2 separate regions of the Homo sapiens genome follow, and region 2 is linked to region 1. The links are chromatin contacts, found by Hi-C or POLR2A ChIA-PET in ENCODE. All regions are on one chromosome and are shown on one strand. Each heading gives the region's core, a stretch centred on a gene start or an enhancer-like site at or near the end of the contact. The rest is flanking DNA. Distances are from core to core; before and after follow the strand shown.

Region 1 (2,763 bases), core at 192-2,691:
ACTTTTCTCTCCCACTGACTTAGTGCTGCGCTGGACTCTCCCCACGGTTAGCTCTAGCCAGCCAAAAAGGACTTCAGGTGCTCTGGAAATGTTTGCTAAATATGCCCGAGTGACGAGCCGATTGCTCTTGCCGGCAATTACTGTGATTGTGTGTATGGATGCACACATATTAAGTTTGTGCAACAGGATAAAAATCGTACACGTACGTGTATTTATGTGGGTGTGTGTAATGGGCCAGATATCTCAGCCAATGACTCTGTGTGTGTGTGTGTACTCACTATGTGTACAGATGGTTATCTCTGTTAACTGAGTGTCCTGGGACCCACATACTGATGGCCAGCCCTAGGATAGTTGTACCCATTTCCATCATAACATGGGCATTTGCGTATGTGCAGCTTGGGGGCCACCGAGACCAGCCCCCAACCTCTGGCCAAGAAAGTCTTGGCTCCTAACCCTCTGCCTCCTACCCCTACTCCTGAGCCTTGGGAAGGAAGTGGTAGAATCTGTGTAAGGGCAATCCTTTTGACTATACCTGCCTCATCATCTCCATTTGTTTCTTCCCTCCCCCTAACAGTGCCAAGGCCAACGTGTCCAGTTGGGCAGATTGTGCACTGCAAAAATCTAGAGGGCGCCATTGGTATTGTGACATGGGTAGTACCTATTAGACACCTGCACAACCTGCCAACTGTATACAGATGCCCTGGTCATCTCATGGCCATGGCTACGAAAGTTGCCTTCCCTCCCCACTACCAGCCCTGCCCAACCTAGGCAAAGATTCCTGCCTCTGCTTGAGTGTTCTAATGTGGCCCAGAAGTGACTTACCATTGACCTTAATTGGGAAGTATCTCCCTGATGGGCCATCCCCTAGAGGCCTTTGGAATTCCATTTATAAAAGTGAAATGTGGCTGGGAACTTTTCAGTTACTCATCTTTGCAAAGTGAAAGCCTCTGTAAGGCAAACCAAAGCTGTGAAGACTGGGGTCACTGACTCCCACACTCCTGGCCTGTGGGTGAATATATGCCTTCATGGCCATCTGCCACGGAATTAGGGTAAAGGCCTCAAGGCTAGTCTTGTAGCTAACTGCCACCAAGAAGCCACCAAGAAAATCACTGAGGTCACCCTAGACTGGATGCCTGGGCCAGGGTCACAAACCCCAATGCCTACAGGGGCGAGGCAGGAAACATAAATGAGTGGAGAGGATTAAGCCAGTTCTTCACTGAGAATGGAGAACACTGTGGTCTGCCATGGTTGCTGCCACATGGGAATGTGGCCTGAGGTTGCCGGATAGTCCGCCCCATTTTTGAAGAGAAGCTGGGAATCTGGACTTTTAAATGTTGGCAACTATTTTGAATTTAGAAAACACCATCTGGGCCAAATAAAACATATTCTGTAGGCGAGATCCGGCCCTTGAATCTCCAGTTTGCATCCGCTGGCCCAGGCCCAGAGACTTGGGTTTTTAAGACCCAAGTCACTGAGAGTCTGAGGATATTACACTCAGATTCTCAGTGATGGATATTTAAGAGACCTCAGAGATGACCTAGCTCAGCCTTTGTGTGTTCAAAACTGCGTATGTACAAACTTCTTTTTTTTTTTTTTTTTTTTTTTTTTTTTTTTTTTTTGAGACGGAGTCTTGCTCTGTCACTCAGGCTGGAGTGCAGTGGCACAATCTTGGCTCACTGCAACCTCCGCCTCCTGGGGTCAAGCAATTCTCCTGCCTCAGCTTCCTGAGTAGCTGGGATTACAGGTGCCCGCCACCATGCCCAGCTAATTTTTTGTATTTTTAGTAGAGATGGGGTTTCACCATATTGGCCAGGCTGGTCTCGAACTCCTGACCTCAGGTGATCCACCAGCCTCTGCCTCCCAAAGTGCTGGGATTACAGGCGTGAGCCACCACACTCGGCCTACGAACTTCTTTATTAATGTAATAGCGCACATATACTTAACTTCTGGTTTCTACTTAAGAGCATCTCAATAACCTCCGATATAGAATACGATGAAAAATGAAACCTGTGTGCATAATGTGCTTGTATCTACCTGTCAGAAGCCCTTTGCTTTGATAGCATTTGCTGCCTCAGTCTTCCTCATCACCCAACCTCTCTGGGTTGCTTGTTATGATAAACCTAAGTGCCTCCGTAAATGGTTAGAGCATGTGTTTCTTCGTCTTTGTGACTTCCCTTGTCTGGGAATAAGACTGCTTGTACTTCTCCCAGCTTTGCCCTCTTTGGCCTACTAGTAGCACACCCCATCGATCCAGACCTGTCTGGCTCTTTGTAACATTTACCTGGTCACATGATAAAGGGTGCTGAGTGCTTGCCAGTGTGGGTCCCTGTCACTTCTCATGCATGTCCTATACCTTAATTTTACCACATGTGCTTCTGCTTCTTAAAAGCCATTCAAATAAATGGAGAGGGTTTTAATTAACTTACGTTGTCTTGTTTTTTCCCCACAATTGTATTCACAAACTGGCATATGGCCCCTCATGAAATGCTAATGGTGACGTAGGTAATGAAGAGGCCTGGGACCCGATTCATCCACTAGTGCTGGGATCTTTCTGTAGAATCTGTCCCAGCACATGAAGACCACCCTGAGGGGAGATTCCGCAATGGACAGCAGCCTGAGAGCATCAGAAGGCAAGCTTCCCCCAACAGGGCTCCTCACATGGACTCGGTGTTCCCATCTGGAACTACCAAGGGTGGGGATGGAGAGGGAGGAAGAGAAGATGAGAAAGGATGTGAGATGAAGGAAGAAGGGGATAACTCAGAC
Region 2 (2,763 bases), core at 83-2,582, 39 kb before region 1:
AGGTCCTAAAGAAAAGGGACGTCCACGGGTTCCTCCCCCAGCGAGCCTGGCCCAGGCATTTCTGGGACCAGCTCCAGAAGCCTCGCCCCCACTCGCGGCAGGTCTGACCCCATCCTCCATCGCCCCGCCCAGCCCACCTCTACCTTCGCCGCGCGGACAGAAGCCCCGCCTCTCACCGCTGCTCTTCAGCGTCCGCGCTCCGATTAGGCCAATCCCCAGCCGTCCGCCCCGACTTTCGACAGATCCTTAGAAGTCCCTGCCCCGCACGTGGCCCAGCCCGGGGATGTCTGGCTCCCCTTTTGCCCCCAGTTTGGCTTAAAAGGGTTCCTTCCCACAGCCTTGTGTCAGGAGCTCTCAGACGCCAGTGCAGCCCAGGCGGCCGGCCCGGGCTGTGGGGAGACCCCCAAGTGCGGGGAGGAGGTGTTGCCGGGGCCCTGAAAGCTTCCAGACCCGCTCAGTGTAAACCGCCTCGGGTTTGTGTCAACATCCGAGGCCGGAGACTGGCGGCGGCTGGGGACCGGCTCCGTCTGCGGGACGGGAAAACGGGAGGGTGGGGAATGGAGGATCCATGGCTAGGCATAGGGGTCCTTCGGGGGAGAACGCGAGAGGCCTCTTGGGGGTCCATGAGAAAGGAGGAGGGCCCGTCTGGGGAGGGACCGGAATGAAGGGCCAGAGGGGTGGCTGGAGGGAACCCACGACTAGCGCGGGGCTAGGTAGAGGCTGGGACTTCGCCACCCATACCGCGCTCTCCGCGCGCAACCAGCACCCTCCTCTCTGCCCCACGGCGTGAGGGGAGTGGATGCGTGGGGAGGGGGGACGCAGAGATGTGGACTGCTGACCAGCCACCTCCTCCCTCTCCCACCCAGCTCCTCCCCAGCTCCTCTTTGGCCCCTCCCAATTTCGGGTGGGATATGGGTGTGGGGGGGGGTCTCATCTTGTGACTCATCCCCTCTTCCGCCCCCACCCATGCTGGGGCCCAGGAAAGGAAGCTTAGAGATTCGGCTGTGGTTCTCCCGTTTCCATAGCAACGGTGAGGTTGTTTTTGAGAATCCACTTTCATCGTCGACCCTTTCCACCCCAGACTTGTAAGCCGGGGGCTGAGCCTCAGGGCAGGGGTGCAGATGGGGGTGCAGCCCTCCCGCTTCCCGGCGACTCCGGGAAGGTCAGCGCGGGCAGGCGGGGCGCGCTCCTGCGGCCGGGCCTCGCCGGCCACCCGGTCCCCACCTGAAACCCCGCCTGCCACTCCGCTCCAGAGGAGCCAATAGCCGTGCAACCTGCCCGGGATGGGGCGGGGCTTATGCAAATAGTGTCGCCTTCGGGAGGCACATAGTGATACAAGAGCTGGAAGGCGGCTCCGGCGCAGACCTTGGAGAGCACAGCTGCCGGCCCGCGAGCCAGCCTCGGTTCCCGCGGCCCGCCGAGGCTCGGAGCCATCCAGCGACCCGGCGACCGGCCTCAGGTAATGCGAGTGGGACCGGGTCCTCAAGGCAACAAACCCACCGGGCGGAGGCCCTGGCCCCCTCCCCCTCCACTCTCCCTTCCCATCCTCATGTCCTGCCCTGATTCACCTCCCTGACCCGTGGTTCCGCCTTAGGCGGCAGCAACTGAAGAGCCCACCCCTGGGCAGGAGACCCCCCACCTCAGTCCAGGCCCATGGGTGCAGAGAAGGAGGCAGAGCCGCCTACTTATCCCCAGCTCAGGTGAGAACAACCATTGCTATGGCCCCCAACATACACGCGCGCAAACACACATACACACACAGATGCACACACACACATCTGGGGGTGTGGTGGCGCTGGTGCTAGCTGGAGGCGCTGGTCACCCTCCCTCCTGTTTGGATATGGGTTGTCTGCCCAGCACCATGGCAAACTCCCACCTCCACGGATAGCCCCTAGCCACTTCTCATCAGGGAGCCCCTGCCCCCAAAGACAGCCTCCCCCTCCACAGAGCGCTCCCTCCTTGTTGTCCCCAGACACTGTCCCCACATCCCACCCCTCAAGCTGACAGAGCCCACAGCATACCTGAGGGGGGGACAATCCCCCTTCCCCAGTTTTTCTCCTCACAGTCTCGACAGCCCTCCCCAGTGGCCCCCAGTGCTAGGCAGAGGCCCCATATTTGGCATCTCTCATCCTGGCGGGAGGATGAACCAAAGACACCACCCCCAGCAGACCACCCATACCGTCAGTCCAGTTGCTGCCAAGGCCCCAACCTCCATACCTCCTCCCTCCCCCCTCACAGCCAGGCACCAAATCCTCTCATTCTGCCTGTCAAATGTCTTTCTAATTTGTATGACTATTTGCTCCCTCTCTCCCACCTTCCTGCTGCTCCGTGGGGACCTTGCCAAGGTGCCATGTGGGCTGTATTGCTCTTGGCCCTAAAGTGAACTATACCTGGAGGGCAGATGAGCTGGGTTCAAATCTTGTACAGCCAAAGTTTGACTTTGGCCAAGTCACTCCCCTCTCTGATCCTTCATGAAAATGGGGAGAGGTATAACAGAGAGGGTAGACTGGGTGAGATGAACTTGAACAGCCTTCTGGCACTGAGACACTCTGGTTCTATGGCTGATTATGGAAAAACAGGATCCTGAACCAAGAGGACATTAAAGAGAGGAGACCTGAGGGGGGCGGGGTTGGTTTAGAACTCACTGAAGACACATTCCTTCTTAACCAGCCTAGGTACAGGCTACCTCCTCCCACACATTCTCCAGGCCCCTTCTATTAGGAGTCCCTCCTAGACCACCAGCCCATCCTGACATGGACAGCT

The links. Hi-C counts contacts between places; a loop is a spot of excess contacts on that map. ChIA-PET counts read pairs that join two places held with the same protein, here RNA polymerase II (POLR2A). Pooled maps may share reads with other maps.
Region 2: a loop to region 1 is called in a pooled map, with 2.7 times the contacts of the local background. The contact joins the promoter of HPCAL4 here to the enhancer-like site in region 1. A Hi-C loop is called at or near these places in 6 of 168 maps with a recorded cell type or tissue (A673, Calu3, HepG2 and 3 more), 3 of 37 single-sample maps with no recorded cell type and 15 of 50 pooled maps. POLR2A ChIA-PET finds 5 or more read pairs at or near these places in 14 of 52 experiments (CD4-positive, alpha-beta T cell, CD4-positive, alpha-beta memory T cell, H1 and 10 more).

Annotation. Positions count from the first base shown.
Region 1 is chr1:39,650,887-39,653,649 of GRCh38, reverse strand. NT5C1A (5'-nucleotidase, cytosolic IA) reads left to right here. Exons shown (of 6, transcript NM_032526.3): 6 at 1-2,421. Among named protein-coding and RNA genes, the nearest start is that of HEYL, 13 kb to the right of the region's middle. Within about 2 kb of position 1,441, at least 8 of the 41 ENCODE cell types and tissues checked have a DNase peak (open chromatin) inside an H3K27ac peak, as active enhancers do; they include gastrocnemius medialis, where a contact is called at or near this core.
Region 2 is chr1:39,690,002-39,692,764 of GRCh38, reverse strand. HPCAL4 (hippocalcin like 4) reads left to right here and starts at 1,332. Exons shown (of 4, transcript NM_016257.4): 1 at 1,332-1,459. RefSeq lists an enhancer at 363-953 and silencers at 1,026-1,255, 1,476-1,555.